Linked DNA regions of Homo sapiens: regions 2 and 3 are each linked to region 1. Evidence: read pairs that join two places in POLR2A ChIA-PET (ENCODE). Cell type or tissue: PC-9. All regions are shown on one strand. Links, peaks and the distances in the headings refer to the core of each region. The heading gives the core; the rest is flanking DNA. Region 1 holds the start of LINC01589 (long intergenic non-protein coding RNA 1589). Region 2 has its middle 5.9 kb from the start of ATXN10. Region 3 overlaps ATXN10 (ataxin 10).

Region 1 (10,465 bases), core at 1,291-9,290:
AAAGAAGACCAGTTCTTGCCCTGATTGTATGAAATTTGACATTTTGGCACTTTTTTTTTTTTTTTGGCCAATCAGATTTTCTATGTTCTAAGGACATGGCTGCTGTAGAATAGCACAGACGTGGATGATAAATTATCCCCAGAAGCAGCATGACAGAATGCCTCGGGGAGCACTTGGAAGGGAAATTGCAGTTCTGTTGAAATAGAGGAAAATCCCTTGGTAAAGACACAGCCTGTTAGGCTCGTGTGGGCCTCCAGTATGTTCACCAGGGGAATGGCTGGGATTTCTCGGCACTCTGCATCATCCATCTTTTCTTATAGGTGGGAAAATAAACAACTTTGTGATCCTCCTGATGGCCTGTGCATGAGAGTCTTTCAAGAAGAGGGCTCTCTGCCAGCTCAGGAGTCTTCCGCCAGCTAAGGGACTGGAAATCTCCCCCCGCCGTCCCCCTGCCTCACCCCACCCAAGGTTGTCTCAGTGCTCCTCCTGCCCCTCAAGGTTCTGGGGCGGGGCCCAGCTTGTGTATTGGAAAAGCTTCCTACACACGTCGTTTTCAATGCCATGCCCACCCTCTGAGAAGTGTGGCTCGGGTTTGTTCCCTGCCCCATGTCCAGTGCTGCTAGGAAAGCCCAGGGCTCTGGCTTCTGTGTGACTTGCTTCCAATAGCATCCCTCGTGGCATCCTGATCCTCTCTAGAAATCCCTGGGGGCAAATAATGACCCTTCCGCAGCCATGAGTCCCTGCCAGACACAGGCCTGGGCCAGGCATTTGACATGAGGTGCTTCGCTCATTCCTCCTGGTGGCCCAGTGTGGTGGGTATGATCACACACAATCTTGAGATGGACAAACTGGGCTCAGAGAGAGGAACTTGGCTGCCAAAATTCACACATTTGAGAGACAAAGAGGGAATTCAAATTCCATTTATCTGAATTTAAGCCCTCTCTAAACCCTGTGTCAGCAATAGATATGGACAGACTGAATTTGTTGGGGGACTGACACCCCAATTGGCATCAGTGGCGGGGCCAGGGGCTCCCTGTGCCCCAGGGCCCACTCCGGCCTCCAGGGACTCAGCATCCAGGCTCTGTTTCCACACACGCCTCTCCTCCAAATCCTTCCCTAGGTTGATCCCATCCTCTTAGGTATGGACCCCATTTGTGGCTCAGAACCTCTCTCATCCTATGCCTCATTTCGCAGCCTGGACCCTAGCACTGGGTGAGATCTCAGCCCCACACTCAAGCCAACACCACTCCAACTCTCAAGAACATGGTCTCCACCACCTTTAGGAAGACCTTTCCAAGGTCACTTATTTGGGTCACTGGTCCATCAAAGCCAAGCCTGGGCCAGCCAAGTACAAGGCCTGCTGGAGCCTTGGCCGCTGTAGCTGGTGGGAAACAAGAGGCCAGGTGTGGGGCTGGACAGTCCAAGGAGCCACATCCGGGGACAAAACAAGTGCAGGGGACATCCATGCAGGTCTTGATGCCAGGGAGTTAGGGAATTGGGGTCCTGGCAGGGAAGCAGGGCTGGGAGCTGGCTGCAAGAATGAAAGGAAGACTCAGGGGGAGGGGCAGGAAATAGAAAGGGACATGTAGGGGGAGTGCTGCCGCCCACTTGCAGCCTGGGGGCAAATCTGCCAGAGCCAGGCCGTTCTGGGCTCAGCAAAGCTGGTTTCTGGGAGCCTTCTTCAGTAGGGTGGGGTGGGAAGACCGAGGTGCAGGCTGCTTTGGGAAAAGAGTTTCCCATATTCCTAACGGGAGTTAGGGCAGGCCAGGTGCAGTGCCTCACACCTGTAATCCCAGAACTTTGGCAGGCCAAGGCAGGTAGATCACTTGAGGTCAGGCGTTCCAGACCAGCCTGGCCAACATGGTGAAACCTCGTCTCTATTAAAAATACAAAAATTAGCTGGGCATGGTAGCGGGTGCCTGTATTCCCAGCTATTCGAGATGCTGAGGCAGGAGAATCACATGAACCCAGGAGGTGGAGGTTGCATTGAGCTGAGATCCACTCCAGCCGGGGCAGAGGAATGAGACTGTGTCTCAAAAAAAAAAAAAAAAAAAAAAAAAAAAAGGGCAGCTAACATGGGAAGAGTGAATACAGAGCCAAGCCCCCTGCTGCTGATTGGCTTTTGAATGAGCACATGATCCAAGCTGTCCAATCAGAGTCCTGCCTCAGAGAGCCTGCCGTCTGGAGCAGAAGAGGGCAGGAGGGGCCCGCAAGTAAGCGGTGAGGGCGCCAGGTTGAGGAGCCCAGGGGAATAGAGGGAGTCCTGACCCTATCTGATTCAGAATCAGGGAGGCAAAGGCAGACCTCTCTCGGCAGGGCTAGCAGGGCGAGTCACTGCCATCGTCCGAGCTTCAGTTTCCACATCTGCAAAGTGGAGATTCCCAGATGGCAGTGAGGAGCGCTGGAGAGCATGAGTGCAAGAGGGCTTTGTGCATTGCAAAGTGCTGCATCCGTGTGTGACGGCTTATTATCATTAACCGTTAAAAGCAGCGATGACGGTGATGACGATAATGGTTGCCACTGTCAATCGAGCCACATGAACGCGCTCTGGAAGCTTGGCATCTTTTCAATCCGGCATTTCCTTTTCTTAATCATCCTGGAGAGACTTGGTAGACAGTTGTGTAAATTACCCACCAGCTTAACTCTTCATATTTCATATCATGCTATGGGTTGGGCACCTGATGGACCCATAAGTATCTCATTATACTTGCAAAGTAATTACTGTCAGAGCCTCGCATCAGCGGCATTAAGGGACCAGCTAATGGGAGCTGGAGGTGCCTCTGAGTTCCTCCACAACAGTGATTCCTTCTTAATTGTAGCCTTAGAACAAGATAACTGAGGGACATTGCTAAAGGCAAAGCAGTTTATAAGCAGCATGAGACAGCAAAACACACAGAGACACCAAGTTGAATCCTTCTTGTTGATCTGGTAGAAGAAACTTGGAGGGAAGGTCCCAGAAGGTGTCATAGAGTGGTATTCGACCAGAAAGCTGCCTGTTTTTTTTTTTTATTCCTAAGGGACATCTATTCTACTGTACAGAGGAAGTCTGTGGCATGTGTCAGAAGTGCCTGGGCTGCCCAGGGTCCTAGCAGGACCCGTTTTAACATGCAGGTGGGCATTGAGTGGAGGGTGCCAGGGCCCACCCAGCCAACCCAGCCAAGCCAGCCAACTAGAATTCGAGGAGGTAAGCCAGCTTTTCCAAAGTTCTCAAGTTTGTCCAGGTGAAAAAACACCTGGAAATCAAGGGTTTTTTTCCTAATATTGTAACATGAAAATTTTCAAATATACAGCCGAGTTGAAGGAATTTTACAGTGAATACCAGGGCACCTTCCACCTAGATTCTGCCACTGACATTTTATGAGATTCAGTTGCATTTTGAAGAAATGACAATATGATGAATTAATAAATACAAATAAGAAACTTACAGTTTCTTGTAGGCTTGCGCTCAAATCCAGCCACTTACTAGCTGTGTGTCCTTGGGCACATTGCTTAATGTCTCAGAGCCTTGGTTTTCTCTACAACGAAATGAAAATAAGGACACATACTTCACAGGAGTGATTGTTAGGATGAAAGGGGATGATTACGTAAAACAGTGCAAGAACTGCTACACAGGAGGTCCTCCATAAATAGTACTGTCATGACACACACACCCGAAAGGATAGTCTTTATTCAGTTAGATGCCACATTTTATTAAAGTCTTGTGTGGACAAGAAGTGAAACCTCAGAGGAATTTATGAAGAATAATTGGAGGCACTTCCTTGTGACTTGGCTTCATCCGGACCGGATGACTTCTGGGTGCCAGCAACAGTTCCCCATTTCCATTCACGTTTCCCCACATCGTTCATGCCAAAGAGATGGGTGCCAAGAGGCCATCCGTCTTCATCCTGGACATAGAATGAGACGGGAACTCACTCTTGAAGGACTTTTGAAGTCTCAGAGAAGAAACGGAGCCACCGTAGACCTTTTGAAATACGGCCTGTGAGAAGCACGGTGACAGTCACCATTACTACCAATAATCACATTACTCTTTGTGGGAAAAAAGACCTACTATGTGCCAGGAAGGCTTCGGTAATCATCTCCAACACACACACATTCTCTCACACACACATGTGCGCATGTGTGCACACACACACACACCACACACACACACACACACACTCCGCAGCCCTTCTGCCATGCCCAGCTCAGGGCCATCTTCTCCCACAAGGATGCCGGTCTCATCTCCTGAAATGAGGTTGCAGTGAGCCGAGATTGAGCCACTGCACTCCAGCCTGGGTGACAGAGCGAGACTCCATATAACCTCTGCCTCCTGGGTTCAAGAAACTCTTGTGCCTCAGCCTCCCAAGTAGCTGGGATTACAAGCGCGTACCACCACACCCAGCTAATATTTTTTGTATTTTTTAGTAGAGACAGGGTTTCGTCATGTTGGCCAGGCTGGTCTCGAACTCCCAACCTCAGGTGATCTGCCTGCCTCAGCCTCCCAAAGTGCTGGGATTACAGGCATGAGCCACCGCGCCCGGCCTGATCTCAGTCTTTAAGAGAGCAGCAGCTCATCTGTGGCCACTGCTTCCCAGGGACTTGCCAGAAGGGAGGTGCAGGGCACAGGGAAATAACCCACCTCTATCTGACGGCTTCAATGGTATCGAATGTCCTCAGTGGCAGCACGCAGCACAGAAGCTGAGGTGTGGCTGCATTCCATTTGGAGAATTCCACTGTGATTCATGGTGTCAGCTGCGGGTTCAAGGTGTCACAATTTAATTATTAAACATCATGAGGCATTAGGAGGCTTGGGCACGCACTGATAAGTGATCCATTTCTAACACAGCTGGTTTATTACTGTTTGTGGCAGCTCCTGCACGAATTGGTGTCCGTTAACTAAGCAATGGTATTATAATTACACATTTAAATTATGTATGGGAAGGGTGTCAGTGGTAGAAGTCAGACTGCAGTGATTACTTTCAGTCTTCAGACCTCCTGGATGTAGTCTCTCTGCAGATAGCTGTAACTCTGGCTTGTTTTCTGCTCATTTTCTGCAGACATGTAGAATCCACTGCTAGGGTCCACTGAGCTGTCTTCTGGGTGGTTTTTGGTGCTGCAGGAGATAAACACATGTGTCTTCCTGGTTGGACCCAGTTGATGCACTAACCTAATTCTGTCCTTTGCCTGCCCTGATCTCCATAGCCTGCTTCTTCCTGGAAATTTGCTGCTGCTGCTGCTTCTTTTTTTTTTTTTTTTTTTTGAGACAGGGTCTCGCTCTGTCGCCCAGGCTGGAGTGCAGTGGCGTGATCTCAGCTCACTGCAGTCTCTGCCTCCCGGGGGTTCAAACCATTCTCTCTGCCTCAGCCTCCTGTGTAGTGTGGATTACAGGCACCCCCCACCATGCCCAGCTAATTTTTGTATTTTTAGTAGAGATGGGTTTTCACCGTGTTGGCCAGGCTGGTCTCGAACTCCTGACCTCAGGTGATCCACCCGCCTCGGCCTCCCAAAGTGCTGGGTCTACAGGCGTGAGCCACCGCGCCCGGCCGGAAATGTGCTTCTTTAGAGGAAAGCACCGTTGATCCCACCTCCTTGATCTGGTTTCTAAGACCTCATACAAACTGGGCCCGTTAGTCTTTGCTCCCTGATACTATCTGATACCATCTGGTCTCACTCCTTCCTTCCCATCTTGTTCATTCATTGGTTCACTCATTCATTCACTCACTTCACGCCCTCCCTCTGGTGAATCAGTTCCCCTCTGTCCTCCCCACTCTGTCCAGTCCTCCCCTAGGCTGCCAGGTTACATTTCCAAAACTCCGATCTGATCAGGCCCTCTTGGTCTCAGATCCTCCAAGGGCTTCCTTCAAGGGCTCCTGCACCAACCTCGTGGTGTGGCTGTGTGACATAATAAGAAACATTCACTTCTATTTGGTCTCTTTCCGGGTTCCTGACACAAAGCTCCTAATCCCTTGTCTTTGGTTTAATGAGGTGACTCTCAGTGGCTCCTGGGTGGGGTTGGGGGCTGAGCACCAGAAAGACCCAGATTCGACGAGGAGCCTGGAGCTTTTGGCTCCACCCCCACCCTCCAGGAAAGGGAGAGGGGCTGGAGATTGAGCTAATAATCCATCACGCGTAAGTAATGAAGCCTCCGTAAAAATCCCTGAACTACAGGATCCAGAGAGCTTCTGGGCTGGTGGACACATCCGCATGCTGGGAGGGTGGCGCCCCCCAACTCCACGGGGACAGAAGCTCCTGTGCCCGGGCCCCACCAGAGCTCGCCCTGTGTGCCTCTTCGTCTTCCTGTTCATCTGTATCATCAATAATGTCCTTTACAAGGACATTATTGTCCTTGTGATAATGAATGAGGAAGGAATTATTCCATTCAGGAAGGAATGAGACCAGATGGTATCAGATAGTATCAGGGAGCAAAGACTAATGGGCCCAGTTTGTATAAGGTCTTAGAAACCTATACATGTAACCAAAGTGTTTCCCTGAGTTCTGTGAGCCATTTTAGCCAATTACCAAACCCGAGGAGGGCGTTCTGGGGACCCCTGATGTGTAGCCAAGTCAGACGGAAGTGTGGGTAACCTGAGCGCCCAATCTTTGCAACTGACATCTGAAGTAGGGACGGTCTTGCAGGACGGAGCCCATATCCTCTCGGGCCTGTGCTAACTCTGGGTGGCCAGCGTCAGAATTGAACTGAAGTGTAGGACGCCCAGATGGTGTCTGCAGAGAGCTGGCCGGGCGTGGTGGCTCACGCCTGTAATCCCAGCACTTTGGGAAACCGAGGCGGGCGGATCACCTGAGGTCAGGAGTTGGAGACCAACCTGGCCAACATGGTGAAACCCCATCTCTACTAAAAAAAATACAAAAATTAGCCAGGCGAGATGGTGGGTGCCTGTGATCCCAGCTACTCAGGAGGCTGAGGCAGGAGAATCGCTTGAACCTGAGAGGTGGAGTTTGCAGTGAGCCAAGATCGCGCCATTGCACTCCAGCCTGGGCAACAGAATGAGACTCTGTCTCAAAAAAAAAAAAAAAAAAAAAGCGGGACAGACAGGGGTGGGAAGTTGGGGAGGGGGCTCTGGGAGGGGGAAGATGTGGGTGCCCCATGTGGAGCTAAGAATGGAGGAGTGGCAGGGGGCACAAGGTCACAGAACCAGGCTGAGGAAGAAGAGGTTGCCTGGAGGGTGGGACCCAGAAGCTACTGAAATGTCGCAGCAGAAATGGCCATTGAACGCCCCTTCTAAGGTCCTCGGTGGGAAAGTCAAGTCCTAACATCCTACATGGGGAAATCTACGCAGTTAGCAGAGCCAAATATGACAGCGACATGAGCCAGCCACTTTGGGAAACAGTCAAGTCCTAACATCCTACATGGGGAAATCTACGCAGTTAGCAGAGCCAAATATGACAGCGACATGAGCCAGCCACTTTGGGAAACAGTCAAGTCCTAACATCCTACATGGGGAAATCTACGCAGTTAGCAGAGCCAAATATGACAGCGACATGAGCCAGCCACTTTGAACCTGACGTTTCATCGTCACGTGAGACTGTAGCTCTCTGAGTCCCACACCCTGGTCACCTTGTCCTGGTTCCTGCACCTTTGAGGGTGAGTTATTCAAGTCAGCCGGTGGAGTAGACGGTGCTCCTGATCATTCCTAAAAGGCAACAGCCTTTTCTGCATTTCTTGCAGGAAAAGTCAGACAGATCTGAGAAGAAATCTCCAGATTCCCCAGAAAGCACTCTCTTGAACATCCTTTCCTGTGCATACACAGCAGGTGTTTAATTCTTGCTCTAGGGAGCAGAGCCCGTCCCAGTGTGAAGAGTGGCTTTGCACACAAGAAACTATTTCTCCATTGTCTCCCTAGATTAGAGAGGCCCCCAGTTGAAACTGCTTCCCCTGAGCCTTCGGTATTAGAAACTGGTAAAACCCCTCCAGAAGCATCGCCCTGGAAACTTGAGCACCTCAACCCCCAAACTCAGATCCCAGCAGAGAAAGCCTTTGGCATCCCAGGACCGAATGCTAACGGCGCTGAGGTCGGGTGAATCCGCTCTGGCCTGTGGTGATGGTGACTTGCTGTTGAGAACCTTAGTGTTTTGAGTGAACAAGAAGAAATCTATTCCAGCATGATTATTCCAATTGGGATTTAGGAGGACTGGGCATTCTCCACATTCCAGTCTTCTTCAGTTCCATGGGCTTAAGAGGGGGCTTATTTTTTTCTTTCTGTGCCACAAAAACTTGGCAGCGATGACTAACCTAGGGTAACATGAGAAAGCTTACTAGGTCGGTCTGTGGCTTTCCTGCTAGCTTTCCTGTTTGTCATACGACAGTGAGACCAATGCCAGCTCATCATGGCACAGAGAGCTTTGGGTGATCTTTGCAGCTGGATGTGAGGCCCAGCTTGGTGGGCTAATGCCCTGGAGAATGGGTACCTTGGGTGTTCAGTGAGAGGCACGGTAGGAGTGGGGTAGGGGTGAGAGGAAAGAGGCATGCGGAGCTCAGAGGTAGAAGCACAGCCTGTTTCTAATAGACATTAAAAAGAAAGGACACTTTTGGCCGGGCGCTGTGGCTCACTCCTGTAATCCCAGCATTTTGGGAGGCCGAGGCGGGCGGATCACCTGAGGTCAGGAGTTCGAGACCAGCCTGGCCAACATGGTGAAACCTCACCTCCGCTAAAAATACAAGAATTAGCCAGGCGTGGTGGCACATGCCTGTAGTCCCAACTACTCAGGAGGCTGAGGCAGGAGAATCACTTGAACCTGGGAGGCAGAGGTTGTAGTTAGCCGAGATCATGCTACTGCACTCCAGCCTGGGTGACAGAGTGAGACCCCATCTCAAAAAAAAAAAGAAAAAAGAAAAAAAAGAAAGAAAAAGAAAGGACATTTCTAACTGGACAGGGATGACCTTCGTTAGAGAAACAGCAGCAACTTGGCCTTCACCAGCCCCAAACAACACTGCCAGGTTGAGATCATTACTACCATTTTGCAGAGGACAAATGTGAGCCTCAGAAACGAAGAAACTCCCCCAGAGTAGGACACGGCCAAGCTGTTTCTTACCCTCCGGCCTCCTGTGCTCTTTCCATGACAAGCAGAAAGAAGAGGCTACCTTTGGTTTAAGGTCTCGATAAACTTTGACACTGTGGAACCAATCCTTCCTCCTTGCAAACAACATTCAGTTCAACTTGGTGAATCTCTATTGACCATTTATTATGTGCAAATGCCTGTATGCATGAAATAAAATTAAAAAATAAAATATGCATGAAATTAAAACAACACACAACAATAACCAGGCATGGACACAAGGCCTAGGAAGGGCTTGGCATGAACACACTAAATCAATTTAGCCGAGGAGACCATTCCCAATATTCTGGAGGGGGCAAGTCTGATATTAACTCCCCGGGGAAAAGAGCCCTTTCCTCGCTTACTCCTGGTAGGACCAAACCCAATATCTAGCACTTTTTACCAACTCTTTCAAGATCCTCCCAGAGAGTTTTTTCATCTGTATCAGTTCTCTCATCTGAAAAGTGAGCCTAATAATTACTACCTTGCAGGAGTTTGGGGAGTATGAAGCAAGATGGTGACTACAAAACGTGGGCACGGTGCCTGGTCCGGAAGAGGAGCTCAGAAAATATCTGTTCCAGTTCTTCTCTTCCTTTCCCAGGCACGTGCCTTTGTGAGTTCTCAGTAAATGTCACCTCACTCTCCTTTTTTAAAAAAATAAAAATTTTTCGGCATGTCTCCTATAACTCAGGTACAGGGCTAGGCCCAGAGATACAGTGATGAATGAGACACAGTGGTGGTTACGGGACTTACCAGCAGGATAACGTGAAGGCTGGCACGGGGTCTTTCAGGCCCAGTAAAAGCAAGTTTCTTTCATTGTTTATTGCAAATTTACTGAACTACGTTTTGTTTTCATCATTTGTGTTTTCTTAATTTTCTCTCAATGCACCAAACTGTTTAAGACAAAGCTCGTTTCAATTTCATAAGAGAAATGAATTCTAGAAGCAGGGTCCAATGAAGTTGGCCATTATTTAACTTCACTAACGTGAATAAAAGCAACCTATGCTTTTAGTATACAAATAATTTTGTAAAAGGTAAAGAGTATCATAATAGAAATCACCCTACACGATAGCCAAAAGGCGGAAGCAACCCAATTGTTCACCAATGGACAAACGGATAAACGAAATGTGATCTATGGCCAGGTGCAGTGGCTCATGGCTGTAATCCCAGCATTGTGGGAGGCCAAGGATGGCAGATTTTTTGAGCCCAGGGGTTTGAGCCCAGCCTGGGCAACATGGCAAAATCCTATATCAACCAAAAAAGAAAAAAAAATTAGCTGGATGTGGTGGTGCATGCCTATAGTCCCAGCTACTCAGAAGGCTGAGATGGGAGGACCACTTGAGCCTGGGGGGTGGGAGGTTGCAGTGAGCTGAGATCACGCAGCTGCACTCCAGCCTGGGCAACAGAGCAAGACCCTATTTCAAAAAAACAG
Region 2 (10,465 bases), core at 1,845-9,844, 60 kb after region 1:
CTGGGATTACAGGCATGAGCCACTGCGCCTGGCTGATAATATCTAATATTTAATCAGTGTTTATTCCATTATACTTTATTGTAATTATTGATATGATTGGGCTGGGTCTATCATTTTATTTATATTTATGTATTTATTTAGAGACAGGGTCTCACTCTGTTATGCAGGCTGGAGTGCAGTGGCACAATCACAGCTTACTGCAGTCTTGCCCTCCAAGCAAGGGATCCCCCAACTTCAGCCTCCCAAGTAGCTGGGACTAAGGCCTGCACCACCATACCTGGCTAAGTTTTTAAAAAAATTTTTTTAGAGATGGGGTCTCACAATGTTGCCCAGGATGGTCTTGAACTCCTGAGCTCAAGTGATCCTCTTGCCTTGGGCTCCCAAAGTGCTGGGATTACAGGTATGAGCCACCACACCTGGCCTTTGTTTTCTGTTTGTCTTCTCTGTATTCCCCCTTTCAGTTCCTCCTTTTCTTTTTTATTTTCTCACTTGAATGCTTTTCAGAATTACATTTTGATTTTCCCATTAGCCTCTTAGCTACAATTCCTTACATTTTTTAATGGCTACCCTAAGGAATGTAATATACAATGAACTTACAGGTCAGTATCCCCCTCTGTTCTTTGTTATTGTTGTTACATGTAATACATCTACATACATTATACACCTCACATGAATATGCTTAATTTTTGCTATGAACCATTATATGGTTTATAAAACAATTGAGAGGAAAAATGCAAATGGGAAAAATTATTTGTATTTACCCAGCTATTTACCATGTCTAATACTTGTCAGCTTTTCTGAGGATTTGAGTTTCCATCTGATATAATTTCCCTCAGCATGAAGAAGTTCCTTTAGCATTTCTCGTGGTACAGTTCTGTTGGTGAGGCCATCTCTTAGTTTTATTTTATCTGAACATGTCTTTAATATTGTTTTTATTCTAGAATAATATTTTTTCTGGATGTAGAATTCCTGATTGATAGTTTTTTTTTTTCCTTCAGGAGGTTACAAATGTTCCACTATCTTCTGGACTCCATGGTTTCTGATAAGAAGCAGTCATGAATCAATAATTGTTTTTCTGTATATGTCATTTTTATGTTGATGCTATCAAGATGTTTGTTTGCTCTCTTTCTTTGACTTTCACTGGTGTGATGTGTCTTAGCATAGGCTTCTTTATGTTGATTTTGTTTGATGTTAGTTTAGCATCTTAAATTTGCAAGATTCCACCTTTCACCAAATTTGGAAAATTTTGGCTATTATTTCTTCACATACTTTTTTTTGGGGGGTCCTGTTTTCTCTTTCCTGTCCTTCTAGCCTTGCAATTACACTAATATTTGAAAATCTGATATCCTCTAACAGGTCCCTGATATTCTTTCTCTTTGTTGTTTAAAAAATATATATTTTTTCAGCCAGGTGCTCATAATTGAACTCCTGGCCTCAAGTGATCTGCCCGCCTTGGCCTCCCAAAGTGTTGGGATTACAGGCGTGAGCCATCATGTCCAGCCCTTTTTAATCATTTCTATTTCTCTGCTGAGATTGATCATTTTCTCTCTTGAGGTTTTTATTCACTGAAGTCATGTTTTGTTTTACCTCATTTAATTTAGTTATAATCATTGCTTTAAAATCTGTCAGTTCTCACATCTAGTTCATCTCATGGACAGATTTGATTTTCTTTTCTCTTGAGAATGTTCTCTAATTTCATATTTGTATTTCAGGTAACTTTTGGATTGTATTTTGATACTATTAATAGTAAGCTGTGGGGATTCTGGATTCTGTTATTTTCCTCTGTGGAGTGTTGTTTCCTTTGTTTTCATAGACAATTTTCTTATGTGGGCTTGGGCTGAAAACTCTATTTCTTCAGGGGCAGTTCCAGTTTTGCGTCAGATCTTTTGTATTTAGTTGAGCTGCTTTGGGTCTACACCACATGATAAGGTTTATTAAGTGGGCAGTCAGCTATACGGATATAATTAATTTGGGGATCCCCTCTATCTTGGTCCATTTCCTGCTGCTTATAACAGAATATCTGAAACTGGGTAACTTATAAAGAAAAGAAATTTATTTCTTACAGTTATGGAGGCTGAAAAGTCCAAAATTGAGGGGCTGCATTTGGCGAGAGGCTTCTTGCTGAAGGGGACTCTCTCCAGAGTCCCAAGGCAGTGCAGGGCATCACATAGTGAGGGGGCTGAGGGTACTAGCTCAGGTCTCTCTTCCTCTTCTTATAGAGCCACCAGACCCACTCCCAAGATAACCAATTAATCCATTATTCTATGAATAGATTAATCCATTCATGAGGACAGCTCTCATGAACCAGTCACTCCTTAAAGGCCCTACCTGTCAATACTGCCACATTGGGGATTAAAATCTCAACATGAGTTTTGGACAGGAGAAACATTCAAAGCATAGCACCCTCTCTGGCTCTTTCCCTTTTGGGATTTTTCCCATTCTCTTCAGTGTTCAATTTTCATACATTTACTTTTATGTTTCCCCAGGCCAGAAAGAATGCAGAGTTTTGCACATGTGCCCCCAACCATTGCTGTGCACATCCACGTGCTACAATTAGTCCCAGGCTAAAAGCTACAGAGATGTGAACCTACTTGTATAGCTCCCCATCTCCCTTCCTCCAAGTGAGGAGGTACTCCTCATCAGAGTCTGCGTCTGTTCACTCTCAAGCCCTTCAGGTGGTTGTTTTTTGTAGTATATCTAGGTTTTATGATTATTTACTATGGGGTACATAAGTGTGGGGGTCACCAAGTAGGGTCTTCGTCCATCTTACCCAGAAGTGGAAGTTTGTCATGAATTGGTCCGCAGAGCACTTTGAATAGTCCTGGCCTAAACCACTGTCTCAATGATGGCCCCATTCAGAATGGCATTTGCAAGTTTCTCTTCCATAGTTTTCTACCAGATGTTTATAAGTGAGGTTCAATACCAGATAATGTCAAAACTAATAGAGGAATTCCCAGTTCAGGCAGAGGGAGCACAAAGTGCCAATAATATCCAAATATTGTTTGGTACTGATTGACTTGACAAAGCTCATTTCACAAAAAACCGTTCTGGCTTTTACAGACTGTTCTCAATGGATTTCCCTTCTTTCCTGTCAATGGATTTTCTTTCTTTGCTGGCCTTTGACTTTCTGTGATCTTGGCTGCTGGGAAGTATAAGGCAGAGGAAGTCCTTAGGCAGGAGATAAACCTGGGCCTGTTCCTACAGAGGTGGTCTTTTGAGAGTCCTGGGGTCACTAGTTGGGACAGCAGAAGGCAAAAGTCCCAGGTAGTGTTATGATGGTTTGGAGCAGAGCCATGTCATGAATATTTTAATTTTTTATTTTAAACCCTATGAGACATTGTTGCTTTATGATTGTTTTGTACTTTGGATGTTCATTTAGATGAAGCGGATGGTAAATACCATTCTCAGTCTTCTTTATTCCTTTCTGTGTCTCTCATCTTCCATCTGGGATTGTTTTTGTCTCTAATTCACACTCTTTTGTATTTCCTTTACCATGGATCTGTTGGCAGTTATTTTTATTTTTCAGCACATCCAAGATAGCATTCCACTATTTTGGTTTCCAGTGTTTCTGTGGAGGATACAGCTTACTGAATCCTCACTCCTTTAAAAATAAACTGTCTTTTTATTCCCCTGTGGCTTCTTATCAGATTTTGTCTTTGTCTTTTTGCATAACTTCACTAGATGTGAATATATGGTGTGTTTATATTTAGATGTCTTTTCGTGTATTCTGCTTTCTATTCATTGAGCTTCTTGAATCTGTGGTTTGGAATCTTTCATCAGTTTTGGCAGATTCTCAGCTATTCTCCTAGGTATTGCCTCTGTTACAATTACATGTGTTAGACTTTCTCAACTTATTTTCTGCATCTCTTAGCTCTTCTGTATTTTTTGTATTTTAATTTCTTCATTCTGGATAGTTTCTTTCTAAATCTTCCAGTTCATTTATTCTCTCTTTAGGTCTCTCTAACCTGTTTTAATCCCATCAATTGAGTTGTTACTGTGTTATTTCTAATTTCAGTTCCAGAATTTCTATTTATTTATTATATAAATACACTATTTCACTTTTTATAGTTCAATACCTTGCTTGGACTTTTGAACTATTTCTTTTTTCTTTTTTGAGATGGAGTCTCACTCTGTTGCCCAGGCTAGAGTGCAGTGGCGTGGTCTCGGCTCACTGCAACCTCTGCCTCCTGGGTTCAAGTAATTCTCCTGCCTCAGCCTCCCAAGTAGCTGGGATTACAGGTGCATGCCACCGCGCCCGGCTAATTTTTTGTATTTTTAGTAGGGACGGGGTTTCACCATGTTGGCCAGGCTGGTCTCAAATTCCTGACCTCATGATCTGCCCACCTCAGCCTCCCAAAGTGCTGGGATTACAGGCGTGAGCCACTGCGCCTGGCCGAATTATTTCTTTGAACATAGTAAACCTGTTGTGTCATTGCCATGTTCCATTCCAATAGCTTAAGTTTTTGTGGATCAGTTTCTGTTGTATGTTGCTTCTGCTGGTTCTTATAATTTCTGGTTTCCCTGTAGAGTGAGTTATTTTTGTGTTGTTCACTCTATTTGAGAAGTATTTGTAGAAATAATTTGATGCTTAGGATGGCACATTCTTCCAAAGATGGTTTTCATTTGCTTCTGTCATGTGTCTAAATGTGCCACCATTCTGGGTCTGTCTTAATCCCAATTCAGGTGTTTTGGTTCCTTGGATCAACCAGGTGACAAAGAGGTTTTTGAAATATTTCATTTGGGTTTAAAATAAAAGTTTTTCTCATTCAGAGGATAGCTTTAAATAACTTGGCGTGACATTACCAGAAGTGAAGCTTTTTCTGTTTTATGAAGCTTCTTGTATAAGGCAGGGATTACATCTTTTCTCCATGTTTGGTAGAACCATATATAAAGTCAGCTGGTTTGAGGCTATATTTTGGTGCTTCATTTTCTGGAATGTATTTCCACCTTTGTTTGTCTAGTGCTCATACAATTATTTAAGATTCAGCTTACATGGTTTCTCTAGTTGTATTTCTTCATCTCTCCAGCTTCTTAGCTCTTTATACATCTTTTTTCTGACATGATTTATTATGCTATCTTATCAGTATATATTTCTGTTTTCCTTTAATAGACTCAGAGGTTATTCATGACTAAGGTATTATATTATTCATCTTCATAAGACTAGGTTCTAATATAGTCCATGATAGATGCTCAAATCTTCTGGTTAAATTGAAATATGAAAAATAAAATGTAAAATGGATTGGTAACAATCATAAGGAATAGCTTAATAACTTTACAAATTACATAAAAATAATTGATCCCCACAAGGCAACTATTACTAACATCAGAATCATCACCTCAAATACCGGTAGTCTATTGTCAGTCACTTATTACCAATTATATCTTGACCGTACTCACGATTTCCTACGTGTTTCCTACTGTTTCTCATTTGCCCAACTACCTAACAGCTTTTGATCTCCTTGCCCACTTCGTTCTTTCTACTTTCTCACTTTTACACCACACAGTTCGCTGTTAACACGTATTGAACTAAGCTAAATATATGACAGACTCTGAATTGACTATCATCAAATCTTCCCAACAATTTAATTAAATAGGTGCTATTACTATTCCATTTTACAAATGAAAAAAAAAAGGCTTAAAGAGATGGTTACTTGTCCAAGTTCAGGTGCTAAGAGATAAAAGAGGGATTCACATCACCCAGGTCTGTCTGACTCCAGAGCTCATGTTCTTTACCAGAAGTTGGCAAACCTTTTCTAAAAAGAACCATATAGTTAATATTTTAGGCTTTGGAGGCCATACAGTCTCTGTAGCAACAAGTCAATTCTGCCACTTTAGTGCCAAAATAGCCACAGAGAATATGTAAATGAATGACTATGACAGTTTCTAACACAATTTTATTTACGAAAATAGGTGGCGGGAAGAGTTTGGCTCATAGGTGATAGTGTGCCAATCCCTGCTCTGAACAAGTACACTACTCTGTTATTTTTTTCTCCTTTTTCTCAATCTCCAGAGTTTTCCATTCAACAGATATTGATAGCATTGCTTCTAAGCACAGGGCTGGGATGAAGATGAGAAAATCCCTGCCTTGAGGGACCTCAGATGTGGAAGAGGAGGGCATAAACACACATCTATAGCACAGGCTGACTATGGAAAGTCAGTGCCAAAAGAGAGGCACAGGCTGACCAGAGATTCTTCTGAAGAACACATGAGATCTTGTGGAGTTGGTGATATATGACAAAAGCTTTCTAGCAAGAGCATCGTAGGCAGAGATGCTAAGAAGGATGTTTCCAACAGAAAAGCCAGCAGAAGCACACATTTTTCTATCCACTTGTCACTTATCTTCTACTCAGTCTCTCTTTTTTTTTTTTTTTTTTTGAGACAGAGTCTCGCTCTGTTGTCCAGGCTGGAGTGCAGTGGTGTGATCTCAGCTCACTGCAAGCTCCGCCTCCCAGGTACACACCGTTCTCCTGCCTCAGCCTCCCGAGTAGCTGGGACTACAGGTGCCCACCACCATGCCTGGCTAATTTTTTGTATTTTTAGTAAAGACGGGTTTCACCTTGTTAGCCAGGATGGTCTCGATCTCCTGACCTCATGATCCACCCGCCCTGGCCTCCGAAAGTGCTGGGATTACAGGTGTGAGCCACCGCACCCGGCCTCATCTTCTATTCTCTTTACCAGTATTCACTTACTTCCTCTTTCTTTTCCTTGCCAAAATCATATGCACTTTGGTCCAAATCTGTTTTTGCCTTGCACCTCATCTACTTTCTTCTCTGATTTTCTTTTTTGCCTTCCTTCCTTTTCTTTTCTTTGTATTTACTTCCTTCTTGATTACTGAGTCATTGCTGATTCAATTCTTCTGCAGTGGGCTCAAGGTACAAATTTATATCACAAATTTCATTTGAAGTCGAATTCACGTACATCAACATGGTGGCATGTTCATCTGGTTTGTCTAAGTCAAACAGCTATATAACATTAACAATGTCATTTAGCCCTAGTGAAATATTAACTTGGTTCTGTCAATTCAGTCAAGGTTGAAATCCTCTAGTCGATTTTGGGCAGTCAATAACATCCACTGTTTGACCAGTTTAATTTCCTTTCGTTTCTCTTATGCGTATTTCTACTTTTTGTCTGTCCTGTTAATCTCTCTGTTTTAATCTTTTCCCTTATAATTTTTCTTCTTTTTCCATCAGCCTCCTTTTCTGTACTTTTTGGATTATTGCACTTCTTCTAGAGGCATGCTATCTCCTTTCTCCTTTCTGCAGATATATATATATATATATATATATATGTATATTTATTTATTTATTTATTTAGAGATGGAGTCTTGCTCTGTCACCCAGGCTGGAGTGTAATGGCGTGCTCTCAGCTCACTGCAACCTCTGCCTCCCAGGCTCAAGTGATTCTCCTGCCTCAGCGTCCTGAGTAGCTGGGATTACAGGTGCCTGCCACCATGCCTGGCTAATTTTTTTCTGTATTTTTAGTAGAGATGGGGGTTTCACCATGTTGGCCAGGCTGGTCTCAAACTGCTGACCTCAGGCGATCTGCCTGCCTCCGCCTCCCAAAGTGCTGGGATTACAACCGTAAGCAGGCATGAGCCACCGCGTCCGGCCTCTGCTGATATAGTTAAAAAGATTCTTTGTTCATTAATTCAACTTTTATTGAGCAATTACCACATAGTAGGTCTTTTTCTAGGTGCTGGGCTGGAGATACAAAAATAACCAAAAGAGACAAAAATCTCTACCCTTGTAGAGCTTACATTCTAGTAGTAAGTGAAATAGATAAGCAACAATAAACAAAATAGAAAAGTAAGTTATATATCAAGTATTAAGTGCTATGCGGAAAATTCCTGGGGATCAGGAATTTGGGTAGCCTGTTACAATTTTAAATAGATTGATCAGGAAGGTTGTTAAAAGATCATTTGAACAGGTAGTTGAAGGAAATAAGGAAGCAAGTCATGGAGATGTTTGTGAGGAGTTGTTCTATACAAAAACAAAAACAAAAACACCAGCATATACAAACTCCTAAGGCAGGAGAGTTCTTTTCCTGGTGGAGTTATGGGATTTAAAAAAAAAAAAGGAAAAACAAAACTTTATCTGAGGAATATGATCTCCTTTAAATGATCGGGCCTAGAGAAGCATTGGAATGAAACACCAATCATGTCTCTCCTCCTTGAGCTGAATACTTACCTCTTTTCAAAAGGAATTATTACTATTTTTTAAAGACAGGGTCTCTCTCTATTACCCAGGCTGGACTGCAGTGGTGTGGTAATAGCTCACTGAGGCCTTCAACTCCTAGGCTCAATGAATCCTCCCATTTCAGCCTCTGGAGTAGCTGGGACTATTGCCATGTACCACCATGCCTAATTTTTTAAAAATTTTTTCGTAGAGATGGGGGGTCTCACACTATGTTGTGCAGGCTGGTCTCAGACTCCTGGGCTCAAGCAATCCTCCTGCCTCAGCCACCCAAAGCACTGAGACTACAGGCATGAGCCACCATGCCTGGCCTAATTACCTCTTGAAGCCACATTCTATTTGGCCTCTAGACGAACTGATGTCAACTAGCTACACAATGGCATACAATCTATAGTTCAACATTGTACAGCCAATCATTAACCAACATTATTTCTTAAACCAATGAGAATTCATGACAAACAACCTTTTAAATCACCCTCTCTCCTGATTCGTCCTTTTTTCTTTAAAAAGTTGAGCTTCTCTTTCGTTCTCCAGAGCACTCCCCAAGGCAACTTGGATGTGTGTCCTGGACTGCAATGCTCACGTTGGCCCAAATAAACTCTTTATATTGATTTTACCTCAGCTTATTCCTTTTAAATAGACAGAGGACAATAAGGAGGTCAGTATGGCTGAAGCACAATGGAAGAGGAAGAGGCTAGTAGATGTGATTAGAGCCCACAGGGGCTGGAGGTGATGGCGAAGGAGGAGGCAGGTCATTTAGGGGCTTTTCTATTGGAAGAACTTGGCTTTTACTCTGAGTGAAATGGAAATCCCTTAGAGGGTTTTGGGCAGAGTTAAATGTTGAAATATTTTTTAAACGATCTAAAACGTAAGGAAGCAAGAGCAGAGGCCAAAAGACCAATCAGGAATATATTACAATATTCCAGGCAAGAAGTATGAATATTATAGGGAATGTTTTTCTGGGAATGTTACATTTGAGAATAAGAAAACTAAAGGCCAGGTTTTTTTGTTTGTTTGTTTGAGACAGAGTCTCCCTCTGTTGCCCAGGCTGGAATGCAGTGGTATGATCTCAGCTCAGTGCAACGTGTGCCTTCCAGGTTCAAGCAATTCCCTTGTCTCAGCCTCCCAAATGGCTGGGACTACAGGCACCCGCCACCATGCCTGGCTAATTTTTAGTAGAAAGGGGGTTTTGCCATGTTGGCCAGACTGATCTTGAACTCCTGACCTCAAGTGATCTGCCCGCCTCGGCCTCCCAAAGTGCTGGGATTACAGGCATGAGCCACCGTGTCTGGCCTAAAGATCAGGATTTTGGTGCATAACAAGTACATTTTACTATCCTGTGCTCCTCAAGGGAAAATTAAGAGATTTTTGCCCTGTTAGCTTAAGGAGTGTTAAACATTTTGCATTGTCTTGAGCACTGCTACTAATAAGTGATCTAATACCTGGCACATAGTACACCGCAATATTCGTGGAATGAATAAATACATACTCAATTAAATGGGTAAACTGAATGACAATATCAAGTAACTTGCTTGTGCAGCAGCATTCATTTCCCTCCCTCCTTTTTTTTTTTTTTTTTTTTTTTTTTTGATACAGGGTATCATTCTGCCACCCAGGCTGGAGTGCAGTGGTGTGATCACAGCTCACTGCAGCCTCGACCTCCTGGGCTCAAGTAATCCTCCTGCCTTGGCCACCCAAAGTGCTGGGATTACAGGCATGAGCCACCATGCCCCACCAGGATTCACTTTTTCTGCATACTCTGGTGGTGTTTATTGTTATCTTTACATTTTATTTAGCAAAGAATGTTAAAAGCGCCATGTTATAAGCACACTCCTACCCTCCAAGCAGAATGTAAAGGGTATGTATTTATATATTTTAAGTGGTCCCACAGCAATTTGTACAGTTATAGCAGTTCACAACTATACTCAGTTATGTTTGCTTCTCTCCTTCTCAATAGTCTGTGAGGTTCCTTCAGGTTTGGAACTGTCTTTTATTAATCTTTACATCTCCAGCACCTAGCGCAGGGCTTAGCAACAATTTTTGTTGAAAGTATATACACTGTAATAAAGGGCAGTGGAAAGAAAATATGTGAGTTATCAACACCAGCTAGAGAAGCCTTGTCTGATTCCTGTGAAATATATTCATTTCCCTTAGGAAAAAAAACAATTCTAACCCTATTGCTGTGTAACTTAGCTTCTTGACTTCGAACGGTATTTTAAGGCTTTGAGGAGCTGGAGCAATGTATACTCACTAGAGGCAAAGTGCCTGGTAAG
Region 3 (10,465 bases), core at 220-8,219, 71 kb after region 1:
ACGGGCCTGGAGAGACCAGTCCAGTCCTGATGCCACTGAGGGGCAAGATAGCCAGGCAAAAAGAGAAGGTGCCCAGGAGTCGACAGTTGTGGATTTGGTTCCTGGCCTTGCAAGCTGCGTGTTACTGTGCAGTTTCTCCAGGCCTTAGAATTCTTGTCTAAAAATGGGACTATAATACACAGCTTAGTTGCTGGATTGTACAGAGGAATAAATGAAATAAAGTACGTGAAAATATAAAATGTGCGAAGCCCTCAGTCAATGCTTGTTTGATCTTGTTCTGTCCTCTGGGCCTCAGTTTTCTTGTCTATTTAATGGGAGTAAAGTTGAACAGTACCTCCCTGGTGATAGTGTCATAAGGAGTAAATGAGATATAATGCATATTAAATCCTTAGGACATACCTGTACATAGCACTAAATGTAGCTGATATTATCACTTAACACATTGATTGGTAGTTACCCATGTATCAGCTATTGTGCTAGGTGATGGGGTAGGAAAATGGAAAGTCCTTGCTCTCTCCTGTACTAGTATGTACAAGATAACACAGCTGTGGGGGTATGTATGTACAAAGCAGAGGGAACATTGAAGAAAGAAATACTGAGACTTGGGTCAGCCTAGGTGATCACTAGAGGACTTCCTCTCTTTAAACTAGACACCTGGTCTGAGCACTTCCTTTACCTCACATCACTTTGGGAAATGTGGAGCTGCTGAAGGAATGCTATTAATAAAAGTCCCTGGTACTGCTCTATGGGCCTTTGGGGGAGATGTATTTATTGATTTAATGCTTAGGCATTTCTGTATCATGATGGACCCTCCTTTTAGTTAATAACCCAGTCATCAACCATTTATTGAGCACCTACTATGAAACAGATTTTTTTGTTGGGGTCTGAGGGTACAGAGAGGAATGATGTGAGTGATCCCTTTTATCAGGCATATTTGGGAAATAGCTAAATAAACACATTGTAATGGAAATCTATACAAGAGGTGGTGGCACAGGGGAGCATGTGGATATGTTGGAAGATTGGCGAGCCAGGAGAGGCTTTTTAAGGTTATTTCAGGTGCTCGGTTATAGATGAGAGGACTAGAGGGAACAGTGTCTGCAAAGGGGCCATATGTTAATTTTGCAAAACCGATGAGACAATTAAGTAACATAGATAAGGTTTCTCGTACAGAAGAGACATTTAGTCAGACATCAGTTCCCTTTTTATAACTTGGAGAAAATCCAAGCCCCTGAGCCAGTTTAGAAGGCCCTTCTTGACTCTATCTCTTGTGAGGGAAGAAGTTACAGAGAACCATTGATGGTTTTTGTCAAGGGAGTGGCGCGATAAGATCTGCCTGTTAGATCTTCCTGGCCGCCTCCGCCTCCATTGTGGGGAATAAATGAGAGGACGAAGCTAGAGACAGGGGGGACCTTTAAGGAGTGGTAGCGGAAGCCCATGTGAAAGAGAAAAGTGCCTAAATTAGGACATTGTGGGGATGAGTAGAATAAATACTGAGAGATACAAGGTTGAATGGACAGGACTCGGACCAGTTGGATTGTGGGGGGGAGAATGAGGAAATGAGGATGCTTCCCAGATTTCATCTGAGTTCTGGGACAGTGTCCTTGTTCCAGGCAGAGATTGGAGACCAGGAAAGGTGAACTGATGTGCAGGTCCTGGCATGGAAAGACACAGTTGTGTGGTGGTGCAGAGAACTCATGATCAGGGTTTATAAGGACAGGCTTCTGGTCCTGGTTCTGTCACTGCTTCTCTTTGTCTTTGGACAAATTATAAGGGTCTTGTGGGGCTGGGCCCAGACTCCTGCTCCTCTGAGAGGATCCCTCCAGTTCTGATGCTCAGGGAGCCAGTGTTTGTCCTTGGGGGTCTCCTCTTCAGAGAGGACATAGGGCTGTTGTCTAGTATGAACAGGAACACAGATGGATCCAGGGGGAGGATGGGCCAAGGTGTTAGAAGGTGGACGAGACAAAAAGCCAGGCAAAATGAGTCCTCAGTGTAGCAAATAGAAAACAGCAGACAAAAAGCAAAAACAGTGAGGAAAGTAATTAAGAGATTCTTCTCTTTTGGTGGAATACATTATTTCTCTAGGATTCCATTTTATATTTGAAGAATCATAGACATAATGTAGTTGGTGGTCCTTCTGAGCTCTTCCATGCTACAAAACAAACTTCTGTCAGTGGTAGCTTGAGTAATAGAAGTGTCATGCAGTGGGAAGAGCAGTGGCTTTGGAACCATGGAGACCTGGATGTGAATCCTGGTTTAGTTTGTGAGGCTTCTTGTTTCTTTCCTTGAAAACGGGATGATGGTAGCCACTTTGACAGATTATTTTGAGGATCTGTAATATTATATGTGTAGCATAGTGGTTTATGCATAGTAAATGCCATTTATTTAGGACCTGTTATTAAAATATAACAAGGTTGTAAGTGACCAAGAATCCATTTGTGTTGAATCTCCTGTCTTATCAGAAACAAAAATTGCAGCTATTTCAGGAAGACAGTTCTAATTTTGGGGTTTCCGGAGAAGGGGATCTCAGGATCTCATTACAATTTTAGCAGCCCCCAAGTGAAAAGAAATTCTTACATCCCATTGTGGGAATTTTAAATATGTCCACAAATTCTTTGATACTCTGACCTTCTCAAGAGGAGGAGGTTAATTCTTTTCTCCTTGAGTGTGGGCTGAACTTAGTGACTTGCTCCTGAAGAGTAGAATATGGTAGAAGTGACAGTGTGCGACTTCTCAGACTAGGTCATAAAAAGCATCGTAGTTTCCTCTTTGCTAGCTCTTTCTTGAATCACCCACTCTGACAAAGCCAGCTGCCATGTCATGAGGACACTCAAGCATCCATATGCAGAGAGCTGTGTGGTGAGGAGCTGAGGCCTCCTTTGAACAGCCATGTGATGAACTACCTTGGAAGCAGGTCCTCTGAGCTCCAGTCACATCCTCAGCCACGTGTGCAACCTCATGAGACACCCTAAGCCTCTCAGATCTGTGTGAGATCATAAATGTTATTGTTTTAAAATGCTAAATTTTGGGCTAATTTGCTATGTAGCAATACATCATTAATACACCAGTCTTAATTCTCCATGCTGTGTATTAAATGCATTCTGTAACCCACTTCTTAAACAGTGTCTTGGTCACTAAAATAATTTAAACATATTGCTTATGGTCATATAATATCAGTATTGAGATATTCCTCAGCTGTTTCTTCTCTGTGTAAGATAATTCTTTTTTCTCACATTTGTTTTATACTTTTTGTTTAATGTAGATATCACCGTATTTCACATTTGTTTAACAAGTGATTTATCTTGCTGTGAGTCTTTGCAAGTCATGTTAAATTCTTTCTGAACAAGTAAGACAAACATTTAAAATTCTATTTTAGTTGCTCCTTTAATTATTTTTCTTTTTTTTTTCCGAGACAGGGCCTCACTTTGTCATCCAGGTTGGAGTGCATTTTTTCTAGAGAAGGGGGTCTCACTATGTTGCCCAGGCTGGTCTCGAACTCCTGGCCTCAAGTGATCCTCCTGCCTCGGCCTCCCAAAGTGTTGGGATTACAGGCATGAGCCACCGTACCTGGCTAGTTGCCTTTATGATGCATCCATGAGGCATCTCCAGACCCCACAAAGTGTAGAGCCAGGTGAGATGGGTTGTCATACTCCATCTGTGCTGTTCATTAAGTAGCCACTAGCTACATGTAGCTACTTAATTAATTGAAAATAAGTAAAATTAATGTTTCATTTCCTTAGTTGCATTAGCCATATTTTTTAATTTGTTTTTTTTTTTTTGAGACAGTTTCACTCTTGTTGCCCAGGTTGGAGTGCAGTGGTGTGATCTTGGCTCACTGCAACCTTCGCCTCCCGGGTTCAAGCGATTCACCTGCCTCAGCTTCCCGAGTAGTTGGAATTACAGGCATACGCCACCACACCTGGCTAATTTTGTATTTTTAATAGAGACGGGGTTTCTCCACGTTGGTCAGGTTGGTCTTGAACTCCCGACCTCAGGTGATCCGCCTGCCTTGGCCTCCCAAAGTGCTGGGATTACAGGCATGAGCCACCGTGCCCTGCCCTTTATTACTATTTTTTTAGAGACAGGGTCTCACTCTGTTGCCCAAGCTGGAGTGCAGTGGCACGATCATAGTTCACTGCATCCTCGACTTCCTGGGCTCAAGCAATCCTCCTGCCTCCTTCCCCAGTAGCTGGGACTACAGGTGTACACCACCATGCCCAGATAATTTTTTTGTTTATTTTTTGTAGAGATGGGGTCTCGCCATGTTGCCCAGGCTGGCATTAGCCATATTTTAAGTGCTCATTGGCCACATGTGATGTGACAGCACAGATATAGAATATTTCCATCATCACAGAAAGTTCTGGAAATAGTGCTCTTCTGTAGTAAGTTTTCTATAGGGGAGATTGTATTTTGACTCTTGAGTATTCTTGAAATAATGGAACATTTGGATGCTGCTTTCTATAAATTCATCTCATACTTAAACTGATACCTCATTGGTCTTCCACCTGATGAGCTTCTTGAATGAAGTGGGCACATCACATTCACTGTATGCCTGGCATCTAGCATAGAGTTGATAGTGGCAGATGCTTATCAGTTTCTTGTGGAGTTGCTGCTATTTCTATAACTTATTACTCATTGCACTTGCTTGGTCTTTTTCTTAGTCGTGTAGACAGTAATTTTTTTTTTCAGCTTCTATCAGTATAGCTCATTTTTTCTCTTCAATCTGCTTAGACAAAATGAGGTTTTCGTTGGTGTTTAATTTAAAAATTAAAAAAAAATTCAGGCCAAAAGGTCTTAAAAAAAAAAAAAAGAAAAGGCAAGTCCTGGACTTAGAGAAGTATTTAAAATATATATGATAAAGAAGTTGTTTCAGAATATATGAAGTACTCCTACCTACAACTCAATAAAAAAGACTCCTACAACTCAATTTAAAAATTGGGCAAAATCTGTGCTTTACAAAGAAAAATAAAGGCCAATAAGCGTATGATAAAGTGCTCCAAATCACTAGTTATTAGGGAAATGCAGTTAAAACTTCAGTGAGAGACTACTGCATGCCGTTTAGGATGGCTATTATCCAAAAAATGGAAAAGAACAAGTATCGTTGAGGATGTGGGGAAATGGGAACCCTTGTGTGTTGCTAGTGGACATGTAAAGTGGTGCTGCTACTATGGAAAATAATTTGGTGGGTCCTCAAAAAGCTAAACATGGAATATGACCAAGCAGTTTTACTCTTAGGTATGTGCCCGAAGAAAATGAAAAAGGACAAATTCTGTATGATTCTGCTTTTATGAAGTACCTAGAACAGACAAACTTGTAGAGACAGAAAGTAGATTAGAGGTTACTAGGATTTGGAGAGAGGGGAAATTGGGAGTTACTGCTTCATGTTTACAGAGTTTCTATTTGGGTGTTAAAAAAAATTTTGGAAGTAGAGGTGATAGTTGTACAACATTGTGAATATAATTAAAGCCATTGAACTGTAGACTTAAAATGAACAACATGGCAAATTTTATGTTATATATATGTATTTTACCACAGTTAAAAAAATTAATAATACAATGTACCAAAATCCATTTAATTGTACGCTTTAAGTGGGTGACTTTAGTGTGCCACGTGAACCCTATCTCAATAGTGCTGTTATAAACAAATCCATAGTAAGGTGCCTCTGCATCCCTATTAGAATGGCTATAATGAAAATGAGTGACACTGAATTTTGGTGGGCATGTGAAGCTATATATTTATGATTTTTAAAAAGTCACATTGTTTGGAGTAGAGGGGATGTGTTTAAAATGTGAACTCCTCCCTCACTGCTATTTTTGTTTCATAATAAAATAGCCTTTTATGTATCTTTTTCCCTACTCAGTAGTGCCTTTCTTGAAGGGAGGGACTTTATGGTGTTTCTTAGCAGGGTGCCTGGCCCATTTTGGGTACTCTGTAAATGTTGAACTGAACTGAATAGAGCAATGAAGAGCCAGTAGCTCCAGTGAGCCAATCAGTAATTACTCAAATTGCTAAAATGCTATTGATTAGTTTACCATGTAATTCATTCATTGACTCACACCACACATGATACATGTAAGATCTGTGCTTAGTGCTGCAGCTGTGATTGATAGGATAAAATTAACTATGTGTAGCTTACTTTGAACTACTGACATAGGAGTAGCTCACATGCTATTAAATTATTAAATTTAATACATTTGTAATTTGCTAAAAATGTATATTTGTAATTTATATTTACAAAATAAATTTGTAAATTTGTAAATATAAATGTCTTAAGCCTTCATTCCTTTGCTTATACACACTCTTCATTTTCCCTCAAGGTTGAGTTACCATTTCACTTCCTTTTGAAAGCCGTTTCTGACCTTCAGGTGCTTTTGCCCTGTATTCCCTTGGCACTCTGTGCTTACCTCTTTCAAAGAACTTCACATAATCACTTAATTACCTACCAGTCTCACTAGAGTGAGAGCAGCCCGAGGCCAGGACTCTTATTTACCTCTGTTTTCAGTACCAACTTTCAGGCCTACCACATAATGAGCATCCAATAGTATTTTTATTATTTTCTTGAACACCTGATTTTCTTGAGCCATGAGAGAGAAAATGAGAGCATACAAGAAAGACTTTAATTAGGAGGGGACAGGAAACGTTAAATATGACAGATGACTGATTTCAAGGGGTAAAAAATGACTTGGTATTGTTACTTGGTTGTATAAATATGTTGACTAACCTTCATAAAGAAAGTGAATAGATTAAGCACTTTAGAGGTCAACATACCACAGAGGTAAAAAATAAACCTATCCATCTGTGTATACACACGCACATGGATTTTCCCCGGACATTACTGAGCCTCTGGGCAGCAAGTGTCTTTAACTACACCAAAACACACAAAAACCCAAAAAACAAAAACCCACACGAGTCGTCAGCTTGGCTGAGGACGCCATATGGCGTTTTGACTCAACCATGATTCAGCTCAACTTTGTTGAGAGAGAACATCAATTAAGTTACACTATAAAAAGCATATTTTAGAGTGTGCTGGCAATTTCCTTTATTTTTACCTATGCCATGAGCTGGAATGCTACATGGAATTGTTTGGTAAGGTGTTCTGACTCAGCTTCAAAATACAGAAGTGGTCAGTGTGAGCCACCTCATACATTCAATTATCTTAAATGCATGAAGTAGACAGGAAAGAGTTTGAGCCAGCCGAAATAAATAAAACCAATCGAAATAAATAAGGTTAGGATTGTGACCACCAGTACCCTCAGAGCAGAGTTTCTCAGCTCTTTCATTCTTCCAGTCTTTTGTAGTGGTCACTGGACCCAAGGGCTTGGTCACTGGACTGTGGGCAATGACACTCAAAAGCAAAGGAACTGTGGGACTACCAGTAGGGTGAGCTGGGCCCTGTGATGGCCACAAGCTTAGAGAAGTTATTAGAGTTAACGAGATGATCCATAAGTGGGGGATGCTCTTTCATTATAGCTATTGAGGAGTTTGTGTACTGCTTAGAACAGTGTCTGGCACCTAATAGACACAGTTTAAGTGTTAGCGTTTTCGTTGTTGGTGTCATTGTCATCATCATCATCAATGAGAATATTATAAAACTATCAAAAGACATTTAAAAAGACTTAAGTGGTAAGATACACCATTGTATTATAGGAAACCTCAATAACAAAGACATCAATACCTCCCAAATTGACCTGTGGATTCAATGCCATTCATAATAAAATTGCAGCAGGGTTTTTGCTAGAAATTCACACAGATTTTCTAAGTTATATGAGAAACTCCTAGGTTTTCTCTTACTCTCTGAACTGTCATCCCTTTAAGGCTTTTTTGTTTTTTTGAGATAGGGTCTCACTGTGTCACCTAGGCTGGAGTGCAGTGGTGCCATCACAGCGCCACCATGCCCCGCTAATTAAAAATTTTTTTTTTTTTTGGTAGAGATTAGCTCTCACTATGTTTCCCAGGCTGGTCTTGAACTCCTGGGCTCAAGTGATCCTCCTGCCTCAGCCTCCCATAGTATTGCGATTACAGGTGTGAGCCACTGTTCCTGGAACCCTTTAAGGTTTTTTTACATGAATCCTCTTCTGACTCCCCAGTTCTTAAGATCCTTCTCTATGCCCTCAGCAAAATTCCCTGTATCCTGAACTTCTGTAAACATCCATTCATCTTCTTGATCTAAATGAAATATGGCTCTGAGGACATGCCTTTCCCAGGGTTCTTGAAAGTGGGAGGCTGTTTTCTCTCCTGCACTCAGTACAATGCTTGGCTCAAAGGTGTGGTAGTTCTCCTTGATTGTCATTGCTGCTTTCAGACCTTTTTCCTCCATAGACCACTCCAACTTTTAATCTCATGACATCAGAGTATCCCTTGTTTAATCACTTTTGTGGTTAAAAGAGACCTTTGGGTCAGTCTGCCTCATTCCTTGAAGAGTTTAGCCCTGGCTCACTTTTCACTCTATTTCTTCTCCTGTCTTAAATCTTCGTTATTTCATTGTTTATATAGATTTTCCTTTCATTATCCTGACCTCGAATTTCTTTGACTTTCTCTCCCTTAGTGAGCTTGACCTCCATCCCATCTCAGACACACATTGCCATACCTTACTTAGACTTTATCCATAACTGTAGCTGCCTTCCCCCACAATCTCGAGTCCCAATCCCTGTTTTATCTTCTCTTTAGGGCCCTTGCTTCATCAAGTCTTTAACCTCACCAGGACCTACAGTCTTTTGACCCTATTTCCTATTTACTACCCCTTTTGTTTTTCATTCCCCTTCTTAATGTTCACATTCCCATCTTGATCTGGCTTAGATCCATGGATGAGTAATAAGAGCATTTTTTAATGTACATCCTCAACTCCACTGCCTCCTCTCTAAACTTTGTTATGTTTGCCTGGTAAAACTCCAGCTCTGGTCAAATCCAACTTGTTACCTTTGCGACAGTACCCAAATAGCTGAACAAGGCTAGAGAAAAACATACAGCCGTGCAGACTGCTCTCACTTTAACTTGCTGATCACTAACTAACGTGGCCCTTAATGCTACCTGTCAGTCCCGCTGTTTGCCCTGGTCCCTTGACTCTCCTGCTCCCCGAGTCAGGTATTTCATGCTCCACCCTCTTCAAACCTCCATCCCATCTCCCTCATCCTCACTCTCAGCTCTCTGAAAATAGGAGCAACTAGAAGATAATTTCCAGGAACTCTCATCACCCTCTCTGCCCACCTACTTGTATCTGTGCCCGTAGCCTGCCTTTGCTTCTGGTCTGTGGATTAGCGATCTTGCTCTGAATATGAGCTCCCCTTAAGTTTGCACTAAATTCCATTGCCTTTTGCACACATTGCTCCAGCAGTCTTCTTCTCTCCCCCCTTAAAAATCATCAGTTTTACCCTTTCTATTGGATTGCACTCATCAGTTTATAGATCTGCTGTAATTTTTCCATACTAAGAAAAATCTCTCCCTCCATTTCCCTGAGTGATAATCCTTCCCGGATCTCAGAACTCAGTCCTCAGACCTCTTCTCTTTTCTGCCTATATTTACTTTCAGAGTATTCTCACTCAATCTTGTGGCTTTAATAACTTCCGTTTGCTGGTGACTAACATTTTTCTTTAGCTGGACTTCTTTGTTTTTTTTTTTGAGACAGGGTCTCGCTCTGTCACCCAGGCTGGAGTGCAGGGGCACGATCTGCAGCCCTGACCTCCCAGGCATAAGCAGTTCTTCCACCCCAGCCTCCCTTGTAGCTGAGACTACAGGCATCCACCACCACACCCGGCTATTTTTTAAATTTTTTTTGTAGAGACAGGGTCTTACCATGTTGCCCAGTCTGGTCTTGAACTCCTGGCCTCAGGTGATCCACCCACCTTGGCCTCCCAAAGTGCTGGGATTACAGGCATGAGCCACTGCACCTGGCTTAGCTAGATTTTTCTCCTGAATGCTAGACTTGTTTATTCACCTGACTACTTCACATTCTACTTGTATTTCTACTGATCCTCTCATCCACCAGATATCCTCAGAGTACTCTTGTTTCTGTAAACAATAAATACATCTTTCAATTTATGGCTCAGGCTAAAGTTTTGATGTCATCCTTCACTCCCCTTTTTTAGACACCCTCATAAGAATCCATCATCAAGTCCTATTGGCTCTATCTTTAAAATATCCAGAATTTGATTTCTGTTTACCGTATCTGCTGCTTTCCCTCTGCTCCAAAAACAGCCCCCTAACTGGTCTCCTGCTGTCGTCTCTTTCTCCCTTTAAGATTGATTCTTTACAAAGCAGCCAAAGAGATCCTTTTAACATGTAAGTCAGATGATGTCACCCCTCTGCTCAGAACCTTCCATGGGCCGGGCACGGTGGCTCACGCCTGTCATCCCAGCACTTTGGGAGGCCAAGGCAGGTGGATCACCTGAGGCCAGGAGTTTGAGACCAGCCTGGCCAACATGGTGAAACCCCATCTCTACTAAAAATACAAAAATTTGTTGGGCATGGTGGC

The links. ChIA-PET counts read pairs that join two places held together with the same protein. Peaks named below come from ENCODE experiments on the same cell type or tissue, not always from the same donor. Only the 100,000 strongest peaks of a DNase experiment are listed, where the experiment ranks them.
Region 2: POLR2A ChIA-PET joins it to region 1 with 22 read pairs; 5 of 35 experiments call an interaction of 5 or more read pairs at or near these places.
Region 3: POLR2A ChIA-PET joins it to region 1 with 19 read pairs; 6 of 35 experiments call an interaction of 5 or more read pairs at or near these places.

The regions. Positions count from the first base shown.
Region 1 is chr22:45,600,783-45,611,247 of GRCh38, forward strand. It overlaps LINC01589 (long intergenic non-protein coding RNA 1589), which reads right to left and starts at 4,865. Exons shown (of 2, transcript NR_131244.1): 1 at 4,619-4,865; 2 at 3,650-3,976. FBLN1 (fibulin 1) reads left to right here. Exons shown (of 17, transcript NM_006486.3): 17 at 1-353. RefSeq lists an enhancer at 540-1,112. In PC-9, for the core only: no CTCF peak of the experiment used is centred there; DNase peaks (open chromatin) are centred at 2,119, 3,649, 4,659 and 8,179; H3K27ac peaks cover 3,759 bases.
Region 2 is chr22:45,660,685-45,671,149 of GRCh38, forward strand. No RefSeq gene overlaps it. Among named protein-coding and RNA genes, the nearest start is that of ATXN10, 5.9 kb to the right of the region's middle. In PC-9, for the core only: no CTCF peak of the experiment used is centred there; no DNase peak of the experiment used is centred there.
Region 3 is chr22:45,672,723-45,683,187 of GRCh38, forward strand. All of the region lies in intron 1 of ATXN10 (ataxin 10), which reads left to right. Among named protein-coding and RNA genes, the nearest start is that of ATXN10, 6.1 kb to the left of the region's middle. In PC-9, for the core only: no CTCF peak of the experiment used is centred there; no DNase peak of the experiment used is centred there; H3K4me3 peaks cover 2,384 bases; H3K27ac peaks cover 4,809 bases.